Regions from separate parts of the Mus musculus genome. Here region 2 is linked to region 1. A link is a loop called in an ENCODE intact Hi-C map of the cell type or tissue named here. Cell type or tissue: gastrocnemius. All regions are shown on one strand. Each heading gives the region's core, and the rest is flanking DNA. Links, peaks and the distances in the headings are about the cores only. Region 1 overlaps Npb (neuropeptide B). Region 2 has its middle 10 kb from the start of Gm39490.

What was found. A loop is a pair of places that touch in the nucleus more often than their neighbours do. Peaks named below come from ENCODE experiments on the same cell type or tissue, not always from the same donor. Only the 100,000 strongest peaks of a DNase experiment are listed, where the experiment ranks them.
Region 2: it touches region 1 in a loop (8-fold over the local background); 12 of 42 quality-filtered maps call a loop at or near these places.

The regions. Positions count from the first base shown.
Region 1 is chr11:120,609,002-120,617,576 of GRCm38, reverse strand. It overlaps Npb (neuropeptide B), which reads right to left. Exons shown (of 2, transcript NM_153288.3): 2 at 8,477-8,575. Pcyt2 (phosphate cytidylyltransferase 2, ethanolamine) reads left to right here. Exons shown (of 14, transcript NM_024229.3): 2 at 1,640-1,728; 3 at 2,125-2,286; 4 at 3,180-3,246; 5 at 3,852-3,936; 6 at 4,154-4,198; 7 at 4,494-4,547; 8 at 4,976-5,114; 9 at 5,494-5,576; 10 at 5,872-5,949; 11 at 6,164-6,229; 12 at 6,399-6,464; 13 at 6,613-6,701; 14 at 6,806-7,515. The coding sequence ends at 6,908. Among named protein-coding and RNA genes, the nearest start is that of Pcyt2, 4.7 kb to the left of the region's middle. In gastrocnemius, for the core only: a CTCF peak has its summit at 4,670 (motif pointing right); a DNase peak (open chromatin) is centred at 4,612; H3K4me3 peaks cover 555 bases; H3K27ac peaks cover 1,443 bases.
Region 2 is chr11:120,512,415-120,520,989 of GRCm38, reverse strand. No RefSeq gene overlaps it. Among named protein-coding and RNA genes, the nearest start is that of Gm39490, 10 kb to the right of the region's middle. In gastrocnemius, for the core only: no CTCF peak of the experiment used is centred there; DNase peaks (open chromatin) are centred at 5,242, 7,689 and 7,977; H3K4me3 peaks cover 1,515 bases; H3K27ac peaks cover 2,642 bases.

The DNA of each region.
Region 1 (8,575 bases), core at 489-8,488:
GGCATTTACCCAAATTACCTGGGCTGGAAGGCTGTGAGCTTCTCTGGCAAATCAGCCCGTGACGTCTCCAAGAAAGTCCTGGAGCTGTCAACAAGCCGAAGAGATAAGATGTTGGCCTTTCTATAACTTACCATCTTCAGCCCTTCGTCGTGCCTACCCCTGGTGGATGAGAGGCATTCGGAATGGTCACCAGGGCTCCTCAGGGCATTCATGGCGGAATAGGCTAGACTTTGTGCGTTTCTTGTTTGTCTTTGGTTGGTTGCTGAGGATGGGAACCATAGCCTTGTGTGCTATATATGTACAGGCAAGTGCTCCATCACTGAATTACAACTTCAGTCCCCTTCTGTTCTTTTGCACCTGAGTCACCAGCTTTGACTTCGTGTCAGTGGACTATGACCTTGGCCCCACCATGGTGCCACAAGCCCAGATGCAGACTCTGACCTTTGATCTAGCCCTGCCTGTCTAGTGGGCACAAGGGCTGTCCTGGAATTTGCCCGTTATCATGTCCCACCTCCCACCCCGTGCACTGTGGTGTTGACATGATGATAGCCCACTAGGGCTCTAGAGGAAGCAGAGCAGAACCTATGGCCCAGCACTGGCCCATGGCAAAGAATACAGGTGGTCCCAGGGATATCCCACTGGGATATCCTCAGTGTCCAGCATATTGCTGGCTTCTGCATAGCTTGACCTTGACAAAGTACTTGTGGCCAGACCTAGATTTGAGGATAAAAGCAGGTGACAGGCACTTGTTCTCTCAGAGAGCTAAGCCAGCCCTGGGGGTGGGGAACTGTCCACTTGTGTCAGGGTGGAAGTATCTGCTCCCAATGCAGGACTGATCTCTTGTTTCCAAGCTTGAGTGTGGCTTGTTGATCCAGGGGGACTATTCTTGTTTAGGGTGCAGGAGGTTCCATATTCAAATCCTAGATAATCTCTTGTATCTTGCGGGCTGGGAGTGTAGCTAGCTCAGCTGGTATTATGCTGGCCCAGCATGCACAAGGTCCTACATTTGTTTTGTAGCACCCAACAGTTGGCTTTGGGTGGGAATCTCAGCAGATGGAGTCAGAAGGGTTGAGAGCTGAAAGTCGCCGGGCGTGGTGGTATACACCTTTAATCCCAGAATTTGGGAGGCAGAGGCAGGCAGATTTCTGAGTTCAAGGTCAGCCTGGTTTACAAAGTAAGTTCCAGGACAGAAAAAAAAGGGTCAAGAGTTGAAGGTCGTCCTAGGTTTTATAGTGAGTTTGAGGCCAGCCTGGGCTACATGAGACCTTATTGTCTTAAAAAAAAAAAAAGAAAAAAAGAAAAAAAGAAAAAGAACTGAAGCAGCTTGAAATGCCTGCCCATAGCAGGAGGCACCAACAGGGCAAAGGCAGTCTAAGACATGGGAAATGGTTAAGCATCTGCCAGTGAACAGCTGTCTTGGGAGTTCACCAGCCAGGCCTTGTACCTGAATTTGCCACTCTTGCTAGACCTGGCACCCAGTCCTGCCCTAGGTCCAGTACTTAGGGTATGGACAACTGAGAACCGACTTCTCTGCTGTAAGCCCAACACCGGGATCTGGGCTAGGAGCCCTGGTGGGGGCCTCTCAGGGAGCCGTGCTGCATCCCACACAAGACCCTCAGTCTCCTGTCTGTCCTCACAGCTATGACATGGTGCATTATGGCCACTCCAACCAGCTACGGCAGGCACGGGCCATGGGGGACTACCTCATCGTGGGTGTGCATACGGATGGTAAGGTGGGGCCCGATGTGCCGGACAGTCCAATGGATTAAGCCTACAGGGCATGGGGTGGGGCAGAGGGGCGGGCAGAATGGTTCCAGCTTCCTTCCCCAGAGCACAGTGGTGACTCAGGGAGCTTAGAGAGTAACATAGCCTGGTACCAGCTATAGAGAGCTGTGGCAACACAGGACAGCTGTATTGTCTGCCCCTACCCCGGTTCTTGAAACAGAAGAGACTGAACCCTCTTCTTAGTTATCCAGCAGATGCCCCCGAGCACACGCCCTGGCCAGAGGACAATGCTGTTGGCACGGGGTCCTGCCTTGTGGGCATACCATTTGCACACTGCAGCCTTGCGACCCAGACTCCTGGACATCACTTACCTTGTCTTGTCCTTTTCTCTGTCCCTAGAGGAGATTGCCAAGCATAAGGGGCCCCCGGTGTTTACCCAGGAGGAGAGGTACAAGATGGTACAGGCCATCAAGTGGGTGGATGAGGTGGTGCCCGCTGCTCCCTACGTCACCACCCTGGAGACACTGGACAAGCACAACTGTGACTTCTGTGTTCACGGCAGTGAGTGGGCAGGGTCTGAGGTGGGGGCTGGGCAGTCAGCCCTGCTGACCTAGTCACAGAGACAGTGGGCTTTTCATCTTGGCTCATCCTATGCACATGCAAGGAAGCTCTGGGACCATCCCCAGAGCAGTGGCAAAGGGAAAGGGGCCCCTGGGGGCTCTCAGTTAAAAATCCCTGTTTATGCAGGAGAGATGGCTCAGCAGTTAAGAGCACTGATGTTCTTCCAGAGGTCCTGAGTTCAATTCCTAGCAACCACATGGTGGCTCACAACCATCTGTAATGGGGCTCCGATGCCTTCTTCTGGTATATCTGAAGACAGCAATGGTGTACCCACATACATGAAATAAATGAATTAAAAAAATCTAAAAAAAAAAAAAAAATTTGCCGGGCGTGGTAGCGCATGGCACTCAGGAGGCAGAGGCAGGCGGATTTCTGAGTTCAAGGACAGCCTGGTCTACAAAGTGAGTTCCAGGACAGCCAGGGCTACACAGAGAAACCCTGTCTCAAAAAACCAAAAAAAAAAAGAAGAAAAAAAAAACCCCAAAAAACAAACCCTGTTTATGAGCCTAGTGTGATGACACATAACTATCATCTTAGCATTAGTACTGAGGAGGCTGAAACGGGACATTAAGTGTTCTGGATTAGCTGGGCGGTGGTGGTGCACGCCTTTAGTTCTGGCACTTGGGAGACAGAGGCAGGTGGATTTCTGAGTTCAAGGCCAGCCTGGTCTATAAATAAAGTAAGTTCCAGAACAGCCAAGGTTAATCAGAGAAGCCTTGTTCCAAAAAGAGTTCCAGGTCACCCTGGGATACATAGCAAGACATGCCCTGCCCCCCTCTCAAAATAACAACAAAACAGGAACAAATCCTTTTCTGTGTGCGTGTCACCTCTAGATGACATCACGCTGACAGTAGACGGCCGAGACACCTATGAGGAAGTGAAGCAGGCTGGGAGGTACAGGTAGGTCCAGGGAGTGGGGCTCAAGAGGAGACCCCCTGCCTAGCTCTCCTTGTTGCTGTGTTGACATACATACCCTGCAAGGCATTTGGGTCCTCGGTCAGGTGTGGAAAGTGCAGGACAGCATGCTTTGTGTGACCAACCCCAGGGCCTCTGCGGTGCTACCAGGCATAGCTCTGCCAGATGGCAGCATTCTCGATCATCACCGTTTGTAGGACATCCTTAGACTCGTAGACTCGGTAGTCTCAGGTGCCCCTGGAGAGCTGCCTTTTTATTTTAATTAACTGTAATTTAAAGAGCCAGCTGTGGCCAGTGGTTCCTATAGGGACAGAGCAGCCAGGAATGCATATCAGGGTTGCCTGAGTGTAATAGAGGCCAGAGGGAACAACGTTGGAATGGGGGCCAGAACTGGTATGTCCTCAATGTGACCTGCCTACTCCCTGGAGTTACGTTGTACAGCTGAGTGAGCCCATTGCTCCTGCCCCAGTCTGGCTTTCTGTTGTGGGTGGGTGGTCCTGGGTTAGGGTTGTGTCCCTCAGGTGGCTTCTGCCTATAGCAGAGCCTCAGGATTGTCCTGGATGAAAACCTCCACCTTACCTCTGTCCCAGAGAGTGCAAACGCACCCAGGGTGTGTCCACCACAGACCTCGTGGGTCGCATGCTGCTGGTGACCAAGGCCCATCACAGCAGCCAGGTGAGTCCAAACGGATGGGGTCTGGGATACGGTCCCTGGGCTAAGGACACGGGGGAGGGTGGGTGCAGGGGGGGGGGTGCACCACCTAGCCACCCTCAGGTTTATCCTGTTTCTCTCCCTGACCAACCCCTTAGTGGGCTCCGGGGCCATGGCGTGCTGGGCCCAGGGTTGGCAGTCAGGAGGGCAAGGTCCCTTAGTTTCTTGCCCTTGTGTGCAGGAGATGTCCTCTGAGTACCGGGAATATGCTGACAGTTTTGGAAAGGTGAGTACAGCCTGGCTCGCTGAGGCCACTCTGGAAATCCAGTTGACATTCCCACCCACCCGTTAGGCGTCCCATGGGGAAAGGTTGGCCCAAAGCTTCAGTGTCTGCCCTCCTCCCTCTCTTTCCCAGTGCTGACCAGGTACTGACCATCAGGCTTGGCCAGCTAGTGGATGCTGGGAGGGAGGACAGGCAAGAGGTGGCCAGTCCCAGCAGCCACTTCTTGGAGGAGGAGCAAGGACTGCCCACCTTACAGGTGGCATCTAACCAAATGGCCTGGCCCTCTCTCCCTTTGTAGCCCCCTCACCCGACACCTGCCGGGGACACACTTTCCTCAGAAGTCTCCTCCCAGGTGACCAGATGGTGGCCTCAGGGTGCCGGGTCCCCCAGAGGGCTGTGTCTGCTGGCCACTGGGCTCTGCGCCTGCTCCTGGTGGTGTTGCCAGGCAGAGCTGGTGTTGACTGCATTATCTTCTGTGGCCACCGGGTGGAGCCACAGTCCTGCTAGCTACAGTGGTCCTGCGTGGCCTTACCATGGTGTGTCCCTGCCCCTGCCCCAAGTGCCTGCCTGGACACAGCCCCCAGCTGTGCTGCTGGGTTATTGACAGGCTGGGGTTTGGGGGAGTCCAGCCTGTAATGCTCTGTGCAACTCCCATCACCCACACCTACGACAGGGGCACAGGGAGCCCTGGGCCCAGAAGAATGACCAAGGGGAGGGTACTGGGTGAGGGGCACACATAGAGGCCTCTACCACTGACTGGTTCCTTCTCTTGACTAACAGTGCCCTGGGGGGCAGAGCCCCTGGACAGGGGTGTCCCAGTTTCTACAGACATCCCAGAAGATCATCCAGTTTGCTTCTGGGAAGGAGCCCCAGCCCGGGGAGACGGTCATCTATGTGGCTGGTGCCTTTGACCTGTTCCGTATCCTCTGCTGCCCGAAGTCATGCCTCAGAGTGGGACCCATAGCCTCCAAGGCTCCAGGGTTGAGCTGGGTTGTGGTGGGTGCGGCCTTCACCAGGGAGAATGGCACGGGGTCCCTTGGGTGCCCATTGCTGTTACCTGGCCTGCTTTCCTCCTCTCCATCCATGGGGTTGGGGATGGAGCACAGGGCTCTGCGTATCCGAGGCCAGTGACCTCTTGCTGAACTACAACCCCAAGTCTTGCTCTCTTGAGACAGAATTTTCCTGTGTAGTCCAGGCTGACCTAGAACTTGCAATACTCCTGCCTCCGCCACGCAAGTGCTGGGTTTACAAGAACACCATGATACACAGCTAGTTACTGCTTCTTAATCTGGATATAGACATCGGGCACGTGGACTTCCTACAGGAGGTGCACAAGCTAGCCAAGAGGCCCTACGTCATCGCCGGCCTACACTTTGACCAGGTCTCTGCCCTCCTCCTTGCTTGCTTCTCAGCACCCCGTCAGCTGATGGGCCATGGGGTCCCTCAAGGGGCCTTGCTGGGGTCAGTGTTGGGCACAGGTGGCCTCTGAAGGACTGAGGAGGCTCCAGGTGCCTGCGAAGGCAAGCTTGGCTCTCTTCTGGAGTCCAGGACAGCCCTGCCTAGGGTGTTCCTATGAGAGGGGGCACTTTTCCCAGCTTCTGCCCACGACGGCCAGCTGGGAGGGAAGGCACCATTCATTTGAGGTCCCCCAGCTGAGCCAAACTCACTGGCCCTAGGAAGTAAACCGGTACAAGGGCAAGAACTACCCCATCATGAACCTGCACGAGCGGACTCTCAGTGTGCTGGCCTGCCGGGTAAGTGAACTGGGAGTCAGGGCCGGGCGGCTGGGCCCTACTGGGTGCAGTTTCTTTCCCCTGCTGAAGGAGTCTGAGGGTCCCCTTTGCCCACTGGCCCTGGCCGTGTCGCCCTGCCCTGCTGGCTCCCCTGGCCTCCTCTGCCACGCTCTAGCCCTCTAGCTCGCCAGGGATGAGGACTGAGTGAGGTGCTTCACTGGCTGTGTTTCCGCAGTATGTTTCAGAAGTGGTGATTGGGGCACCATACTCCGTGACAGCGGAGCTCCTGAATCACTTCAAGGTGAGGCTTCGCTCAAAGTTCTCCTGAGCAGAACATGATGCTAATCTTCCTAGAGGCTCTTGCCTGCTTCAGCCTGGGCCAGTTTTTTGGGGTTTGGGCTAGCCCTAAGTGGTTGTCAGTGGTGGCATAGCAACTCTGAGGAAGTCTCCTGACCTTGCTCCCTTTCCAGGTGGACCTGGTGTGTCACGGGAAGACAGAGATTGTACCCGACAGGGATGGGTCTGACCCCTACCAGGTGGGTTGCCCGGCGTGGGCTGCCTCGGGGAAGTAGGTGCAACCATCCTTCCTGGTATTGGTCTCCCATGGGTGGAGGGACAGCTGGGGGTGTCTCTGTGGTCAGGAGACCTCTCATCTCCCACTTCTCTTCCCATTGAGGCCTCCAGGAGCCCAAGAGAAGAGGCATCTTCTATCAGATTGACAGTGGCAGTGACCTCACTACAGACCTGATTGTGCAGAGGATCATCAAGAACAGGTGTGTCTCCTCCCCTCCCCTCTGCCACCCTCCCCCCTACTGGGTTGGCAGTGGGCAAACCCCCAGTATTGGAGAGAACCAACCTACAACCCGTCTGGCCCCAGGCTGGAGTATGAAGCACGGAATCAGAAGAAAGAAGCCAAGGAATTAGCCTTTCTGGAGGCCACGAAGCAGCAGGAGGCGCCGCCTGGAGGGGAGATTGACTAGCTTCAGACCCGGAGATGTTGTTCACGCCCTTGCCCTGTGCCCACCTCTTCTCTTCCTGCCCGGCTCTGCTTCTGTGTCTTGATGTCAGCTCACACAATTCCAAAGGAAACTGGCCTTGCTGAGGGTGCTGCCTGCCTGCGAGGCACCTGCCTTGCAGCAGGCTCTCAGCCCTTCCCTCTGAGCTGCTCAGAGAGGGTAGCTAGCCCAATGATGTGGCCCGTGGACAGGATAAGCAGATGCACCTGTGACTGACTGGAGGCGTGTTGCTGTGTATCCCGGGCATCCATGGGTTCCAACTGCCACTGCCCCAGTCTTGGCCAGAGATACCCCTCCTGCCTGACTGGAAGCTGCACATCTGCCCACTGAGCTTTGGTGAAAGGTCCAGAGGCTTTGGGGACCTCTGTTCCTGGGCCACCCTGCCCGTGGGCACCCTCTACCTTGGGGCACGTTCTAGCACCCCATTCCTGACTCCTGGAAGATGCACTTGCCCCGACAGCTGGGCAGCACGGCTGTCCTCTGCAGAGACTGCCTGGTCCTCATTGTACTTTGGTGGCTCAACTGAATAAAGCCTTGTGGGAAGCACTCTGTAGGCTCCCGACCCCGGGAAGAAACTGGAACCGGTCCACATCCGCCCACAGCAAGAGCTCTTAGGAAAGGGAGGGCGAGCCGGGCCAGGGAGCTGGGTAGCTTGTGCATATCTGGGGACCCTGATGAGGACCCCAGAACTGCTCTTGGTGGTTGATTGTGGGGAGACTGGCTCGGTGATGAAGCAGCTGACAGGAATGGCGAGGCCCAGCTCCCAAACAGGGATTCTGGTGCAGCTCTGTCCCATGCCGGGTGTGGCTGATGAGGCACCACAGAGAGGAGAATGAGAGGTGCTCAGAAGGAAGCTCAGGTACTTGGTGGTACCTGCCTCACCCACACCTGTGTCTGCCTTGGGCTGAGGGAAAGCAGGGCAAAAGAAACAACTGGGGCAGAACTCAAGTCTGCTGCCCACTTGGCTCTGTGGCCCAGAACATTGGGGGGGGCGGGGGGGGGGGCCAGGCAGGCCACTGAGCCCTGTTATCCCTCTGAAAGGGTGGGGCCAGGCCAAGCTTCTACCAGCGCAGTGGGTGGATCTAAGGGCTCCCGTGAAGTCCCGCCCTTGCACAGAGTCTGCACACCCCAGTGATCTGTCGCGCACACAGTAGCTATGTCCTTCAGGGCCTTTGGGAGGGGCTTCGCCAGGGGTGAGGCAGGACTCCGAGCAGGGCTTTCTAAAAGAACCTTGAGCTGACATTGTGGCTCTGAAAGACTGAGCAGCAGGAGCAGGGTCTGAGGATGCTCTGGGGGTGGTTTTAAATGGCATGCAAGAACTATCTATGCCCAGTGCCTACTGCTTAAGTAGGGGGACCACCTGTTCAGACTCTGGAGTCAGGGTGGAGGCTCTATCCCCTTTCTGGCTTTGTGGAAGAGGAAAAGAGCCAGCCAGGGCACAGAAGGGAAGTGGAGCAATCATCACCCCAGGGACCCGCTCAGCCAGGCACCCACTTGTCAGGGTCTCTGCGCCATCTCCTCCAGCAACCCTTAGCAGAGACAGTTTTGCTTCTTTATTAATTTAGCCATTTGCTATGGAGCATGGTGGGAGCTAGGGGCCAAACCCACACAGGGTCTGTGCTACTTCAAGC
Region 2 (8,575 bases), core at 486-8,485, 97 kb after region 1:
AGAGGGGCTAAGTGTGGTTCAGGTAACTGGCCTGTGAAAGGCAGCAAGACTTTTTTATCCACATTCTGAAGCTAAACCGATACCCACTGCCTATCTCATGCTCAGCCATGCCGAACCCAGCTCTGAGGACATGCCTGAGCCTAAACATCCAGGAAGACCAAGAGAGAGGACCCAAAGCTTGTTGACTGCCTGGCAGAGTCTCCCCTCCCCCATGTAGGCAGCGCCTGGGACTCCTAGACTATCCCAGACACTGTCACTTCCTGAGATCGACCCAGCCTACGAGTCCCCGGGAGCAACTCCACCATCTCAGGTGCCCTGGGCCCAGGCACGAGGGACTCCCTTATTCTTAGCCCTGAAGTCCTCTCCGAGCTGGGCAGGTCAGGCTCGTCCTATGAGAGGTCAGTGGGAACGAAGAGAGCTCAGACAACTGACTCTTGCCTCAGAGCCCTCAGCTAAAGTGGGTGGGTAGTGGGGTCTGTCCTTCCTGTGCTGGACTGTCACAGCAGGAGGCAAGAGTCCCCACCTACGGGTCCCTAAAGGCCTAGAGGTGGTGGCGATCTGTCCAAAGCAGTCACAGGAAGTTCTGTTACAACTCTCAGAAAGTGGGGCGATACCAAGGAGTTGAAGCCCTCCATAGGCTCTCCCCGGAACCGATGTAAATTCACTGACAGTGACCTGCCCTGTGGGTGCTGGGATCTTTTTGGAGGCCACTAGGAGAGCAGTGAGTGCTCTCAAAGACAGAGTGTCTCTCCAGCCTCTAGACATCTCTGAATCCAATTAGGGTGATCATGAAAATGAACCATTGCTCTGTGCTAACTGCAACCCTAAAGGATTCTGTTGCTGTTCTTCAGAGCCCTTCCAGACCCCAACACTCGCTGCTGATGGGGTTGGGACAGCCACACAGCGACAGAGAATAAAGAACAGGGATATAAGTGATTTGTGGACACACATTCACAGCAGCCCGGCTCACAAGCGCTGGCAGTCCATGAAGCCCCAGTGTCCGTGGCTGGCGGGTGGTAAGCCCAGGAGTGTATGACATCATGAAGCATAATTGGCCTGAAGGGAGGGAGCCTGGAGCGGGCAGTCACAGACAGGAAGTAGAAGGGAGGTGGCCGGAGCCCACAGCGAGGTAGTGATGTTTCATGGGGACTGAGTTTCATTTGGTGAGAATTACTCAACAATGTGAATATGTTTAGGGCTGCACAACTGGAGATTTTGTCAGGGGTTTGTTTGCTTGAGGCAGGGTCTAAGTCAGGCAAAGACTTGATCCATCTACCCCAGACTTAATGACTGAGCCATCTCTCTAGCTTCTGGCTGATACTTTTTGTTTTGTTGAAACAAGGTCTCACTTTATAGACTAAGGTACCTTTAAAATTACAGCAATCCTCCTGCCGCAGCCTCTCAAGTGCTGGGATAACAGCTGTGAGCCATAATCCCACCTAGAAGTATAGGGTTTTGTTTTGTTTTGTTCTGTTTTGTTTTGTGACAGTAGCCCTGGCTATTCTGGAACTCAGTTTATAGAACAGACCAACCTTGAATTTACAGAGACTGGATTGCCTCTGCCTCCTGAGTGCTGGGATATGTCACCATGACTGGCTAGTTATTTTTTTGTAAGATATTTAAAACATAATATTTAGCCAGGTGTTAACGGCACACACCTTTAATCCCAGAACTTGGGAGGCAGAGGCAGGCAGATCTCTGAAATTAAGGCCAGTCTGCTCTACATAGTGAGTTCCAGGACAGCCAGGGCTATCCTGTCTTAGAAAATATAAGTGTGTGTGTGTGTGTATTATAATAGTTATATTAATTCTTTTCAGAATTTCATATAATCTATTTTGATTGTATTAATGTCCACTCCTTCCTCTATCTCCTCCCAGATCCACCCCCCTGGAAAACAATTTTTAATTACATGTGTTTATTTTTGTGTGTGGGTGTGAATGTGTGTCTTGTAGGAGTCAGTTCCCACCACGTGGGCACCTTTACACCTGCAATCTTATCGTGCTGACTCAATTAAAGTGTTTTTTTTTCCTGTATTTTGACACACAGTTAAGCAGTGTGTCTTAATGATAGTGACACTTCCTATCTTCCCTCCCCTCCCCAACACATCCCCCTCCTCCTTCATCCCTTCACTGAATCCAATCAGAGCTACATATGTGCACATAGGTACTCAGCCCTCCAGTGAAGCATGGGCAACCTGCCAACAGCCACACCCCAAGAATATCAACTCTCTTCACCCGTAGCCATAATAGAGCCCCAGTGAAGGGTGGGGCCTCTCTGATTTGTGAAGACCTTGTGCAGGCAGCCACAGCTGTCGTCGTGACCTCATAAGTGCAGCTTCTGTGCCTTGTTCAGAAGATGGCTGTTCACGGTGCTCCTCTGTCTCCGTCTTACATTCCTTTTGCCTTCTCTTCTGTCCGCTGAGCCTTGGAGGATGAAGGTTGGAGCTGTAGATGTTAGTTTTTGTGGGTGTGTGTGTAAAGCATAGAATGTGCACTTCCATGGTAACACACTCACCTGGCCTACACAGGGAACTGTGACACTGGCCATAGAAATGTATAGAAACACATCGCTAAACAGTATGAGGCTTCAGAAAAGTCTTGTTCAGAGCCGGGGCTCCCTACCTCAGGAGGAGTTCCAAGTTCCAAGTTGCACAAGAGTAGGCCAGTTGTAGTCACACACACTTCTGCTGACTCAATTAGGCTGGGAACTCCCAGGGACTATAAGGCAGGAGGGGGAAGTGGGTGGACCTAAGGAAGCCTAGCTGTGGGGGCCGAATGTGCAAACACAAGCTGTCCAACTGTCTCGCCAGCGATGGGGGTGGATCCAGGGAAATGTTCCCAGGAGGTTCCTCAGGCTCTGCTTCAGGCCTTGGAGGTGTTGGGAAGATCCTCAGGCGGGCTGCAGGCTGGAGACAGTGAGGCAGACAATGTTCTTCTGTATCACAGGATCTGTGATCAGACTGTGAAGAAAAAAAAAACCTTGTTGTGATGTAGCTCCCTGAGCCAGCAGGTTTTCACCCTGGTGTCTGGCTCCTGAGTCTTCTTTGGTAAAATTGAATGACTAGAGTTTTGGGGGGTTTTTTGTTTTTTGTTTTTTTAAAAACAACACTTCTTGGGACTGGCGAGATGGCTCAGTGGATAAGAGCATTGACTGCTCTCCTGAAGGTCCTGAGTTCAAATCCCAGCAACCACATGGTGGCTCACAACCACCCATAATGAGAGATCTGATGCCCTTTTCTGGTGCGTCTGAAGACAGCTACAGTGTACTTATTTATAATAATTAAAATATTTATAATATTGTATTACAATATGTATAATAATAAGATTATTATTATTATAATAAATCTTTGGGGCGGAGCAAGTGGGGCTGACCGCATCGAGTGAGGTTGACAGGAGCGAGCAGAGGTCCTAAATTCAATACCCAACAACCACATGAAGGCTCACAACCATCTGGACAGCTACAGTGTACTTATATACATAAAATAAATAAATAAATCTTTAAAAGGAAATCCCAACACTTGGGTGCTGTTGCTAGGACATCTCTGCCCTGGTCATCCCAAGGAAGGAATGTGGGCCACGGGAGACTGTGAGTAGGTATTCAGCCCCCTGGAAACACATAATAGGTCCGAATGGTGACCTGCACTGAAGAGACTCCGAGCTTTAACAGGAGGAGAGACAGGGCCTGCCATCCTGCTAATCCTGCCAGGAGTCTGAGTTGGTCCTTTGGGTGGGGGCTCTGAGCTTCACAGTGACCACGAGTGCAGGTGTGCCCTGAGACCTGGTCATGCACTGCAGCTGATACCAGCCATGGATGGCAGTGCATGCACATGATAGATGTTCTTAGTCCACTCAGAGTGAGTTCCAGGACAGCCAGGGCTACACAGAGAAACCCTGTCTTGAAAAACCAAAAAAAAAAAAAAAAAAAAAAAAAAAAGAGAGAGAGAGAGAAATAAATAAATAAATAAATAGGTGTGTGGGATCCACAGACCCTTCCGGGAAAAACTGCTAGATGCCCAGAGATGCAACGGTGAGGTGGGATCATGTGTGTGGGTGGACCGGGCAGGTAGACTAAGGCTCAACAGCCCCTTTTTTGCTTCAGATTCTCACTCTACTGCCCTCGGCATGCTACCTGAACTGGACGGTCACACCCCCAAAACAATTCCCTCTTTTCCACATTGCAGTCTGCTGAGATTCCTGTACCCCTGTCCACTGGTCCCAACGGGGGTCCCATGTCAGCCTCTGGAAGCCCTCAAGGGTGGCTGTTCAAGTTTGCTTTTCTGTCACTGTGATAAACACCATGACCAAAAGCAACTTCGGCAGTGAGGCTTTATTTCATTTTACAGATTGGAGACGTTCATGGAGGGAAGCCAAGACAGAAGGGGCTTCAGAAATGGCCTGGAGCAGAAGCCATGGAGAAGGGCTGCTTACTGGCTCACTCACCCACCCCAAGGTAGCTTCTTATACAGCCCAGCCTCACCTGCTCAAGGATGGACCACCCACAGTGGGTTGGACCTCCTAGCAGTCAGGAAAACAATACCACACAGGTTTGTCCACAGGCCATTCTGATGGAGGAAACACCCCGGTTGAGGGTCTTTCTTCCCAGGTGATACTAGTTTGTATCAAGTTTACAAAAACTAGCCAGCACAAAGGCCCCTCTGTCTTCTGCCTCCTCTCAGCCTAGAGTCACCCTGGTGCTCACACCAGACCCATCTGGTGTGGATGCTAGTGATGCCGGAGAAACCTACCCTAAACGTACATGAGGCCCCGTGCAGGTAACACTACACCCGGTCACCCATACACCATTCTAGATCCCAAAGGCAGACCTGGCCCACACTCCTGCTTTCTAGTCAGCCGATCCTCCTCTGGGTCTATATGCCTGAGAGGGTTCCCCCACTTTGGAGACCGCTGGAGCCCCAGCTGCCTAGAACTTACTATGTTCACATCCCCTGTTGCCCCAAAGGTTTGTCCTTTTGTATTTCCACACTGCTAAATGATCCCAACCAAACCCTGAAAACGCTTTGCCGACTTTCCGCCTGCCTACAGTGACAGGCTGTGTTCTGCCAGCGCAGGCTGAATGTTGAGTCCCCTCCTGGGGTTGGGCTCCTATTTCACCCTGGACCCTGGACTGCCACGTCCACTCTAGCTAGCATGGCACCTCTAGGAGTCCAGGCCGCACCCTTTCTTGGTCTACACCTCATCTACCCTGACCAGTCCCGGTTCCAATGAAGGACGCTACGTGGCCGCCACCAAGAGGCCATTCGGGGAATTACAGGCTATGCTTAAACCGGCGGCAGCGCCTGGGGCCGCAGCAGCGCCTGCAGCCAGGGGATCCAGACCTCACTCTCCTCCTCACACGGGTGTGGACATCAGGGATTGATCTCAGCCCTCCCCATCCCGCGCTGGCACAGTCACGAAGCTTGTAATTAAAGAGTTATCGAGTCAGGGAGAAAGGAGGAGTCACTGAGATGACTCGGCTGCTCTTCTAGAGGACCAGGGTTCTATTCCCAGCACCCACACGTTCTATGAGCCTGTAACTCCAGTTCCAGATGATCTGACGGAACCTCTTTTGGCCTCTGAAGGCACCAGGCACACAAGGGGTACACAGACATATTCAGGCAAAACTCCCCCACACATAAGATAAAAGGGAAAGCTTTTTTGTTTGTTTGTTTGTTTGGTTGGTTGGTTGGTTTTTTCTAGATAGGGTTTCTCTGGGTAGCTCTGGCTGACCTGAACTCACTCTGTAGATCAGGCTGGCCTTGAGTGCAAAGCCTGCGGAGAGCTGGGATTAAAGGCCTGTCGCGGGCAAGCTTTTTTTTTTTTTTTTTTTTTTTTTTAAATAAAATAGTTCTATTTTTTCTATTTTTTATTAATATATTTTTATTATTTTAATTTTATTTATGTTACATCCTGACCTCAGTTTCCTCTCCCTCTTCTCCTCCCATTCCCTCCCAGCCACCCTACCCCAACCCCACTCCGGTCCATCCACTCCCCTTCTGTTTCTCTTCAGAAAAGGGCTGACCTGGAAGGTTAGCCATGATATATCAAGTTGCAGTAAGACTAGGTAGGCACCTCCTTTTATATTAAGGCTTTGGGGCAAGGGTCCCAACGGCAGGCAACAAAGTCAGAGACAGTCCCTGCTCTGACTATTAGGGGTTTTGCAAAAAGACAATGAAATTAATATCCAATGATAGCCAACCCCTCTGACTGGGGTTACAGGTGCATGCCCACACACCAAACTACAGTCAATTGTAAAACTTTCCATCATGCCAAAAAGAACAGCTGCCAACCTCCCGCCTCACACCTTCTTCAGTCATTTTTTAAAAAAATATTTATTTATTATTTATATGTAAGTACACTGTAGCTGTCTTCAGACACACCAGTAACGGGTGTCAGATGTCATAACAGATGGTTGTGAGCCATCATGTGGTTGCTGGGATTTGAACTCAGGACCTTTGGAAGAACAGTCAGTGCTCTTAACCACTGAGCCATCTCTCCAGCCCCTTCAGTCATCTTTGTAAAAAAGACTGAGATGGAATATGGTTAGATCTAGCCTAGCACCTGTGGAACCCTGGGTTCAAACCTCAGTACTGAGCCAGTAAGGTGGCCGGTGTTTGTAATTCCAGCACCAAGGAGGCAGAGGCAGGAGGATCAGTGAAGCCTGGTTTATGTAGGGACTCTGGGCTACATAGTAAGAGTCTATCTCAAAACAGCAAACCACAACATTGGAAAGAAATCAACAGTGGCCCTGGGGTGGGAGAGCTGGCCAGCCAGTCTGCTGCATCAGTGAGCACCAGGTTCAGAAGAGATCCTCAAAAAGTAAGGTGCTGAGTGATTGAGGAAGACACCTGGAACTGACTTCTGGCGTCTGTGAACGTGCACATAAGAACACATATACACACTCACTCACACACACACAGATGAACACACACAATACAATCACACGTGCATACATACACATGTGCACACACAATACAATCACACATGCATACATACACATGTGCACACACAGTACAATCACACATGCATACATACACACATGCACACACACACAAAACAATCACACATGCATACATACACATGTGCACACACAGTACAATCACACATACACATGTGCACTCACACACATACCACGCACAGCTGGATTATAGCTGGATTATAGCTGGAGTGCGGGCACTCCACACTATCCACCCATCAGTGCTCAGCTTCTGTGTTTGGTGATGCTGGCTGTGCTGCTGGGAACACGAGCGTCCCCCTTCTTGCTCGGTACAAGTGGGTCTGTGTATTTGCTTGCTCTTTCTTTCTTTTTCTGTTTTGTTTGTTTGGGGGTTTTGTTTGTTTTCATTTTGGGGGGGGTTGTTTTGTTTTGTTTGTTTGTTTGGTTGGTTTGGTTTTTGTTTTTTTGTTTGTTTGTTTTTGTTTTTTGTTTTAGACATAGTCTCTTTGTGTAGCCCTGATTGTCCTAGAACTAGCTCTTCAGACCAGGCTCAGAGATCCACCTGCCTCTGCCTCCAGAGTGCTGGCGTTAAAGGTGTGTCCCACCACCTTCCGGATGGCTGCTCCTTTTTAACTGGCCGAGGAACTGCTAGCTAGGCAAAGGCATGCATATATCAGCCAACTGATATTTCAGTTCTGTCCAAGAGTCCCTAACAATTCCTGGTTATGTGCCCGGCTCTGCTGCCTCCTGGCAGTGGATGAGCCCTTGCCACACCCCTCTCCCCAGGGAGGGCGTCTGCCATGCTGTTGATTTAGGGCTTGCTGCTTCCTAATGGAGCTGATTTCTCCCACTTCTTCACATCTTAGCCTCAGGCAAGATCTCTCATGACCTTTGCCCTTTCCTCCATCAATCTCCCACGGAATGAGTAAAATTACTTACAATTCAGCCCAGAGTCTTTCAGGGTGAATTCTTGGTATTTGGAAAACATTTTGAGCCACAGATCATTTGGTGAAAGAATGGTCAGATGCCAGGGACCTGCTCCAGCAAGGCTTCCTTTTCCAGACGGGTTGGCACTGGTGTGCCAGTTATGTCCACCTCTCACAGCTTGGGATAAGGAGGGGTGTGAAATAGTGGAGGGTTAGCTTAATGGGAATTCTCAGTGGGAGGGAGGGATGGGGTGTGATCCCAAACAGGTGCACCAGAGCAAAGGGGAGGAAGATGAAAGGGCCCCAACCAGCCATGGGAAGGGTGAGTTTTAGGCTCACTCCTCAGCACCCACTTGGTGGCTCACAACTGTGACTCCAATTCCAAGTTCCACTGTGCCCTCTCCTGACTTCCTCAGGGTCTAGGCATGCACTGTGTGCACAGACACACAAGTAAGCAAAACCCTCATGCATATAAAATAAAATAATTAAACATCTGGGCAGACCATACCGTTAATTGCAGCAGCACTCGGTAGGCAGAGACAGATGGATCTATGTGAGTTTGAGGCCAGCCAGAGCTACAAAATAGGGAGACCCTGCTTAAAAACAAAGAGACCAGAATCACTGAGATCACAAACCTGGGAGTAGTTCCTCAGGGCAAGCACACAAAAGCTGTGGTCCCAGCTCAAAAAATAAAATAAAATAAAATAAAATAAACA